2 separate regions of the Homo sapiens genome follow, and region 1 is linked to region 2. A link is an interaction called in ENCODE POLR2A ChIA-PET data of the cell type or tissue named here. Cell type or tissue: Panc1. All regions are shown on one strand. Links, peaks and the distances in the headings refer to the core of each region. The heading gives the core; the rest is flanking DNA. Region 1 has its middle 5.7 kb from the start of CLEC11A. Region 2 holds the start of LOC105372439 (a long non-coding RNA gene).

Region 1 (4,382 bases), core at 187-4,186, 63 kb after region 2:
GTGATGAAAACTCACTTCACTAATGAGGCACAGTAGGACACTGACTATGTCCAGATGGGATACCTTCAAAGAAGTACACACCTCACCTCATTATTCTGGTGGAGAATGTATAACTTGAATCTAATCATCATGGGGAAACATCAGACCGACTAAAAATGTGGAACTTCTATTTTTAAAAGGGCAAGGAGCTGTTCTTCCAAAATGTGTGTGCATATATATATATAAAATTTTTTTTTAGACGGAGTCTTGCTCTGTTGCCCAGGCTGGAGTGCAGTGGCGTGATCTCGGCTCACTGCAAGCTCTGCCTCCTGGGTTCACGCCATTTTCCTGTCTCAGGCTCCCGAGTAGCTGGGACTACAGGCGCCTGCAACCACACCCGGCTAATTTTTTGTATTTTTAGTAAAGATGGGGTTTCACCATGTTAGCCAGGACGGTCTCGATCTCCTGACCTCGTGATCCACCCGCCTCGGCCTCCCAACCTGCTGCAATTACAGGCGTGAGCCACCACGCCCGGCCACCAAAATGTCAATATTATAAATATGGAAATGTTCCAGATTCAAGGAGGCTAAAGAGACATGACAACTGGCTGGGCGCGGTGGCTCACAACTGTAATCCCAGCACTTTGGGGGGCCGAGGCGGGTGGATCACCTGAGGTCAGGAGTTCAAGACCAGCCTGGCCAACATGGCGAAACCTTGTCTCTACTAAAAATACAAAAATTAGCCAGGTGTGGTGGCAGGCACCTGTAGTCCCAGCTACTCAGGAGGCTGCGGCAGGAGAATTGTTTGAACTGAGGAAGTGGAGATTGCAGTGAGCCGAGATTGCACCATGGTTCTTCAGCCTGAATGACAGAGCAAAACTCCATCTCAAAAAAAAAAAAAAAAAAAAAGACAAAAGAAAAAGGAAAGAAAGATGGGAGAGAGAAAGAAAGAAAAAGAAAGGCAGCAAAAGAAAAGAAAAATTATATATATATATATATGAGCTAAAGCCAGCTAATACTATAAAAATCTGGCCTGCCCTTCATCTATAGACTGAGATAAAGCCAACCGCAAGGTTAACAGGACACATTTCACCCAGGGGCGAGCTGCAGCAGTAAAAGTGTTCTAACAGCCCCCTTTATGAGCGACTACTGCTATCTTACTCACTGAGAAACTTTGTTCTCTAAAATCATAGACTGTGGGAAACTCTGCGGTATGAAAGTCTATCCGTAAGAATGAAACAGACTCATCTTTCTTTCCTGGAAGATCTGTCACTTTGACAAAGATAAGAAGCCTCCATTTCCAGCCCTGGTGCAGAGTTTTAAATAAAAAGTTTCTGGGCACAGCATGCCACATTTATATTAACATTGTAGTTTCCAGGGAAACAAGACCTTAGGTCCACTTTGCAGTCCAAATCTGATATTTCCTTTTTTTTTTTTTTTTTTTTGAGACAGGATCTCGTTCTGTCACCCAGACTGGAATACAGTGATACAATCATAGCTCACTGCAACCTCAAACTCCTGGGCCCAAGCAATCCTCCCACCTCAGCCTCCCAAGTGGCTGGGACTACAGGCGTGTGCCACCACACCCAGATAATTTTCTCCTCCCCTTCCCTCCCCCCCTCACTCCCCTCCCCTTTTCTCCCCTCCCTCCCCTCCCTCCCTTCCTTCCATAGAGATGTCACCCAAGCGGGTCTTGAACTCCTGGGTTCAAGCGATCCTCTTGTCTTGGCCTCCCAAAGCACTGGGATACAGACATGAGCTACTGTATGCGGCCCAGGCCTGATGCTGACTCCCTTATACACATTCCTACCTTGTTCTAAACCTAGCTAAACATTGTTTCACTTAAATTTCATCCAAATTTCTCTCTTCTTCCAAATCCTATAACTTGATTGCAGCTTCTCCTCTGGGGGCTGATCGCTCTCATTTCAGTGGGTCAACAAACCTGACTTTGTCTTGCTTGTCCCTGATGATTGGGCTAGGATGGGTGGGTGGGTGGGTGGATGGATGGATAGATGGAATGATGAAGCCAAAGCAATGAGGTAAACTGTTAACAAACAAATCAGAGTAGAGGATTTGTTTGTACTCCAGTGTTTATATTTGTGTAGGTTATCTATAAGTTTAAAATTATTTCCAAATTAAAATTGTCTGGTTTTTTTGTTTTTTGTTTTTGTTTATTTTTAAGGTGCACGCCTGTAGTCCCAGCTACTCAGGAAACTGAGGCGGGAGGATTGCTTTAGCTCAGGAGGTCGAGGCTGCAGTGAGCTATGATTGTGCCACTACTGCTCTCCAGCCTGGGCGACAGAGTGAGACTCTGTCTCAAAAAAAAAAAAAAAAAAACAGAACCTGAAAATAAATAGAAAAGAAAGAAACTAAGTTGGTTTGGACCAGTGGTTAGCCACAAAGAAATTTTATATTGAATTTTATATTGTTAATTCAGCATATCGACGTTTAAATTTTGAAAAGCGTCTTACCATTTTCTATGATACTAATATTTCATACGAACTTTTTTCACTTTTTAAAAAGTGGTTATGATCTACCCAAGGAAATGCACCTGTTTTGAAAAACTCTCGTCTGAGAGATCCAAACGTGAGTTGAATGTTAAGGCTTCGCGACTTGGGGTTTTCCTACCCGTGGGCGCGTGACAGGACTACATTTTCCAGAGTACCTCGGGGCGAGGCCTGGGTGGAGAGGAGGGGTCTGAGCTCTGATTGGAGACTGCGGAGCTCCGACCTCACCGCCAAGGCGTGGCCCTCAGGCTTGCGGGGAAAGGCAGGCGAACCTCACATGGGAGGAGGGGGCGGGGCTTGCGAGGTGACCCGTAGGAGTCATCCGGTTACTGCGGAAAAACGTGGTGCTGGTAAGGCGGTGATGCGCCTGCTGCTCGGCCTCCTGGGCTTTATCGCCCTGCAAGCCCGTGCGGCCGCTGGTTCTTCCTCCTCCGTCGAATCATCCCAGGCCTCCTGCCCTTGTTCTACTACTTCCCTGGGATCCCTTAATGCATCTATTCCAATCAGCTGCCGAGGCCTCCCCTGGTCCATGGCTCTGGCCTTGCACACTACCAGCGCTCCGCAGAGAGCCAGGGAGAGGACATTGGCAAACTCTGGCCCGCAGGAAGTCTGGGGGGGCTTCCTGGAGGAGAGAGTAGGTTTCCCACGCAGACCAGAGTCAGGAATCAGCGCCGAATGCCACATATAGGCGTGCTGTTCTGATGCATAAACCGTCCTTGCAGGCACGCCACTCCCCACTTCAGACCTCTCTCTCTGCATGCCCACAGCTGGCCCTGTGCTTGGTATGATAGCTCCAGGCCCTGCCAGGGAGACAGACATTGTCTGTCAGACCAGACAGTGGCACCTAAAGTGATGTGGAAAGCCCTGGACCCTACGGGAAACTAGAGAAGGTGCCTCACCCAGCCTTGGGGAGGCCAGGGAGGAAAAGCAGCCGAGATCCGACTCATCTCAGGGTCCCCTGCATGATGCCACACAAGCATCTTCATTCAAAGGGCTCCCATATGCCAGGCGATGCTGGGGACAGAGATAGTCATACCTTGTCCTGCCCTCCCCCACGCACCTGGAGTGTCCCTCAGCCTGTCTGATCAGGGCTGGGTCAAGAGAGGAACAAGGGGTTTGTGGATACCAAAGGGGATCCCTAACCCCGCAAGGGGCTGGGGGAAGGGCTGGTTGTTGGGGTGATGTGTTATCCAATTCTTGGAAGTGGGTGTTTACCCTAGAGAGGAGGGAGGATGGAGATCTTTGCATATACAAAAGCACAGTGTCAGGAGAGAGTACAGAGAGATGAAGGTGAGGTTGAATTGCCCTGGTGAAGCTCAGATCTGGGAACTGCAAAGACCCCTCTGTGTCTGGTACTATTCTAGATCAATACTGTTATTATCCCCACAGTACAGATGGAGACACTGAGAAGTAGCAAGGTTATGTCTCACTCAGGTTCTCCCAGGAGATAAGTGGCTGAGGTAGGATTGGAACCTGGGCCATCTGGCTCTAGAATCTGGGCGGGTAGCCATGGTGTACCATGCCCAAATACTTTCCAGAATGGAAGCTCTGCCAGGGCAGAGACCCCTCTGGGAAATAATAGATACTCATCATTGTCTGCCTAATCTGACCTCTGGTTGGCTATAAGATCTAGGGCTGCCTATCCCTCCCCGGGGAAACTGAAGCTCAGCATGAGAAGAATTTCTGATGGAAGGCTGACTCCAGGCCACACCCCCACTCTCCTATTCTGTATTCCTCTGGGGATGTGGGGCTGAGAAATGTCTCCTGAAGGGAGAAGGGTGGGTGATCTCCCCTCTATCCAAGCTGACAGTGATGGCTTGCTCCTCCCATGTGTGGATCCAATGGTCACCCTTTAGGCAGTGGTGCAATGGCTGAAGGAAGGGAAGGGGCAGAGTGG
Region 2 (4,382 bases), core at 245-4,244:
GTAGAAGAGGGAGACGGTGACATTCCTGGAGAGAGAGGACATGGTGGCACCTCCTCCCTCCTGTCATTGATCTTAAAGCCTGGAGAAAAGGGCTTCTGACTCCCACCTGTCATCCTCCCAGCATCATCCCATGCAGCTCCCCACCTGGCCATGCCCTCTGCCTGACACATCACCCCTTGCTTTGAGAGTTCTGTCCCACCCATGTCCCTGGGCACCAAACCATTCTCACCCTCCATCTTTGGCGGGATTCCCCAGGTGCTTCCGGAACTCAAAGCCGAGGCAGGCAGCATATGGCGGGGTGTGTCCATCATAGAGGCCCAGGGCCCCCTGGAGGGCCAGCAGGGTGCTGTCATGCTGCAGGTGGACCCGAGGGCTGAGACGGCACTTCTCTCTGGAGGCCTTTCTCCTGAGCACTACACTTGCGCATCCAGATGTCCCCCAGGCTTCTTAGAACCAACCCCCCAAAGCTACTCCTTCCTCCCATCCTGAAGGCAGTACCAACATTTGCAGGCGGCCACTTAATAAAGATTGCTCAAGTAGGTGCAAAATATGATTGGACTAAGCAGCCTTTCTCCTCCGGAAGGACAGACTGCTTAGTCCAATCATAGTTTCTTAAAGAAAACAAGGAATTATATTTATTCATAAATTCTTCCTCCCATAACACCGTCACCTCCCTCTTTCCAGACTAATGGTAGAGCCTGAGAGTAGGGTTTGGAGATACGGGTTACCCCAGGCAGTGGGCTGAGATCCACTGGGACCACAGGCTCTTCCTCACCTAAATCGCTGTCACCCTCATCCCTGTGCCTCAGTGCCATGTGGCACTGCTTCCCAAGGACTCACAGCTGAGTACATGACCATCTTGAGGGGCAGCCCCAGGCGCTGGACCCGGGAGAAGTTTGCAAGGATAGCATTCAGCAGGATCCCTGAGGATGGGAAAAAAGAGCTTAGACTCTCCCAGAGGAAGGCACCCCAGCCTCCCAGACCCACACCTCACCCCCTGTCAGCTGGGCCTTCTCTGCTGCCCGGGGTGGGCCCACGTGGGCTCCAATATCCAAAGCCGAGATCTGGGCAAGAGTCCGCAGGACATCTGGGGAGGCCCAGGCTGGTAGTGGAAGACCGTGGGCTTGCTGTGGGGAGACAGGACAGATGGACCATCCTGAGCCCTCGAGTTTGCCTCTGGCCCCGCAGGCCTGTGCTGCCCCCTGCTCTTCTGAGTCCCCCCATGGGCCGGATCTGGATCTGGCTGGGAAATCATGATGTGGATAACAGTGTTTTTTTGTTGTTGTTTTTTGTTTTGAAACGGAGCCTTGCTCCATCACCTAGGCTGGAGTGCAGTAGCGCAATCTTGGCTGTCTGCAACCCTTGCCTCTCGGGTTCAGGTGATTCTCCTGCCTCAGCCTCCCAAGTAGCTGTGATTACAAGTGTGTGCCACCATTCCTGGCTAATTTTTTTTTTTTATTTTTAGTAGAGACGGGGTTTTACCGTGTTGGTCAGACTGGTCTGAAACTCCTGACCTCAGGTGATCTGCCCACCTCAGCCTCTCAAAGTGGTGGGATTACAGGTGTGAGCCACCACACCCAGCCAACAGCGATTATTAGTTAATAATAGACATCGTCATTACACAGCCCAGAAGGCTTTATCTGAAACCCCTGGGGCCAGAGGTATTTCACAGCTCAGACATTCTGGACTTTAGAAAGGTCTGATGGTGCTGACACCACACAGCATGGAACACACACAGCAAGGGCCGGGGCAGCCCCCTTAGTCACACACATCACTGCTCCCACCCTGCGATTCAGAACATTCCCGTGAGCTGGAGTGAGCAAAGACTAGCAAGAGTACTAGCTGGGTATGGTGGCTCACGCCTGTAATCCCAGCTCTTGGGGAGGCGAAAGGATTGTTTGAGCCCAGGAGTTCCTGGGCAACATAGACCCCATCTCTGCAAAAAATTAATTTTTTTTTAATTAGCCAGGCATGATGGTGTGCCCCTGCCTGCCTCAGCTACTTGGGAGGCTGAGGCAGGAGAATTCCTATAGCCAGGGAGATGGAGGCTGCAGTGAGCTATGATAATGCCATTGCACTCCAGCCTGGGTGACAGAGTGAGATCCTGTCTCCAAAAAAAAAAAAAAAAAAAAAAGCATTGCATCATTTCAGGTCAGCTCCCGCTGCCCAGGTTTTGGGTTTTCTGATTATAGGACTGTGGGGAGGAGTTGCCAAATGTGTAGCCTCAAACCCTGGCAAGGCCCTCACTGTACACCAGGCACTATTGTAAGCACAGTGCGTGGATTAACCCATTTGAATCCTCACAGCGTCCTGGGGAGGTGTTGATACCGGTGTTGCCATCCCCACTGTGCAGATGGGAAAACTGAGGCACAGAGGATTAACTACATGCCTGAGGGAACACAGCTAGTGAGTAGCAAGCTGGGATTGGAAACAGGTGTCCTTAAACCCTTGGCTGGGAAGGGGCAGGGCTCACCTGGCACATGAGGGTGTCCAGAACCTTCCATGCCCTGCGCAGTGGCTCTCCAACCAGCGACAGTCCCGTGAAGTTCTCCAGGCGACTCAGGAAGCCCTGGATGCGCGGGGCTGGGTGAGCCCAGGCCCATCCCCTGCATCCCGCCCCCCACCGCCGCCCTGCTCACCGTCCAGCCCTCCAGGGCCTCCTGGTACTCGGCGGCCTCGGTGGCCTCCCGCAGCAGCTCGTGGTATCGGGGACAGCTGCGCATGGGGAACCTCAGCAGCTGGGGAAAACTGAGTCTCAGAGAGGACAGCCGTGTGCCTTGCCTTGGGTCTCACAGCGGGTCGGGGGAACCCGGGCTCTCGGCCCCTGCGTCTTTGTCGCAGTTTCTCCCAGATCCAGGAGAGCAGCGTGGGCCGGGGCTCACCCTGGTCTGGACAGACCAGCTCGAGGACAGTCTTGCTTCTCGGAGCCAGCTCAGGCGGCCAGACCCAGAGCTGCCTCTCTCTCCACCCGCTCCCTCCCTCGCCACACGTGGGTCCAGCCCCCTGACCTTATCCTCAGCCACGGGCACCGTGTGCACCGGGATCGGCCTCCAGCGGGCCTCGGGGCTCCCTGGAGCAGCCTCGGGAAACAGCCCGGCAAGGTTGGCCTGGGCACTCTCCAGCGTGCGGTCAAAGTCCGTGCTGCGGATGTACACCTGGAGCGGGGTGGAGAGAGGGCACGCGGGGGGTCGTGGTTGGGGACAGAGGTCAGCTGTCGTGGCAAATCAGAAGCCTCAGATTCACTTTGGAGTAGGGGTCAGACACTGAGAATCATGTGGCCTTCGAAGTTGGAAGTTGGGATCAAGGGTCCAGAGGCTAATGTCAGGAGCAGTTGGGCTGGACGTCCTAAGCTGGACAGCCATGTTGGATTTAGGGGGTCAATTGAGTCAATGAGGGTCAAAAAGGAAGATCAGAATCAGTAGAGGCTGGAGGTTAGAGGTCAAGTTTAGGAGGGCAGCTTGGAGGACTTGGAGTCAGAGTTCAATACATGTTCTTCAGAGGTTAGGAGGACTGTCTGTAGCTGGGGGATGTCAGAAGACATAGGAGGAGACAGAAAAGGTAGGTCAGAATTGATAAAGCGTAGAGGTTAAAGGTTAGAGGTCAAGAGGGCAAGTTACGTCAACAAGGGTCAAAGATCGAAATCAAGTTTGGGGTCAAATGTCAGAGGCCAGAGGTCTGACTGGAGTCAATGGGACTTAGAAAACAGAGATGGAGGCCAGAAAATAAAGTCAGAGTTGATGGAGGTCAGAGGTCGAGATGTGACAGGTTGAGATGGGGTCAGAAGTCAGTGTGGGTTAGTCAGTGTATCGGGGGTCAGAGATTAGAGGTAGAGGGCAAGTCAGGTTGATGGAGGTCAAAGGCCAGAGGTGGAGGCCCAAAGAGAGCGTTGTAGTCAGTGGAGGTCACAGGTGGGAGGTCAGGGGGCCAGGTGGGGGTCACTATGGCCCTACCTCCTCCCGCCGGTACTCCGGACTCAGGAAGGCCTCGTAGCGGCTCCTCAGGAAGCGGCCCAGCTCCAGCTGCTGGCGGACCCCCTCCTGGGGACAGAACAGCCTCAGCCTACCACTCCCCACCCCTCCCACCCTTGCCCTCACCGCCTACCCGCTTCTCACCGTGGTCAGCTGGCCCAGGCCTCGTGGCCACAGGGTGGAGGCCACCTCCTTGTGTGGGTCCATGGGGTAGGAGGCCAGCGGGGCCCGGTCGCCATGGCGGAATACCTGGGGACAGGACTGGTCAGGGCTAGCCCTGGGGGAGCTAAGGGCAGGCCGGGGTGGGGGCGCCTCACCAGAGCCACGAACACCAGGGGTCCTTCTGGCAGGGCCCGGGGTGGCAGCACCAGCAGCAGCAGCAGCAGGAGAGGTCCAGCAGGGTGGCCCCAAAAC

Evidence for each region. Peaks named below come from ENCODE experiments on the same cell type or tissue, not always from the same donor. Only the 100,000 strongest peaks of a DNase experiment are listed, where the experiment ranks them.
Region 1: POLR2A ChIA-PET joins it to region 2 with 15 read pairs; 24 of 35 experiments call an interaction of 5 or more read pairs at or near these places.

What each region holds. Positions count from the first base shown.
Region 1 is chr19:50,726,916-50,731,297 of GRCh38, reverse strand. No RefSeq gene overlaps it. Among named protein-coding and RNA genes, the nearest start is that of CLEC11A, 5.7 kb to the right of the region's middle. RefSeq lists a cis regulatory region at 2,427-3,146. In Panc1, for the core only: no CTCF peak of the experiment used is centred there; no DNase peak of the experiment used is centred there.
Region 2 is chr19:50,790,429-50,794,810 of GRCh38, reverse strand. ACP4 (acid phosphatase 4) reads right to left here. Exons shown (of 11, transcript NM_033068.3): 1 at 4,286-4,382; 2 at 4,113-4,217; 3 at 3,951-4,037; 4 at 3,009-3,155; 5 at 2,640-2,738; 6 at 2,474-2,569; 7 at 995-1,127; 8 at 841-923; 9 at 230-354; 10 at 1-25. It overlaps LOC105372439 (a long non-coding RNA gene), which reads left to right and starts at 1,513. Exons shown (of 4, transcript XR_936026.3): 1 at 1,513-1,846; 2 at 2,307-2,406. RefSeq lists enhancers at 247-376, 467-526. In Panc1, for the core only: no CTCF peak of the experiment used is centred there; no DNase peak of the experiment used is centred there.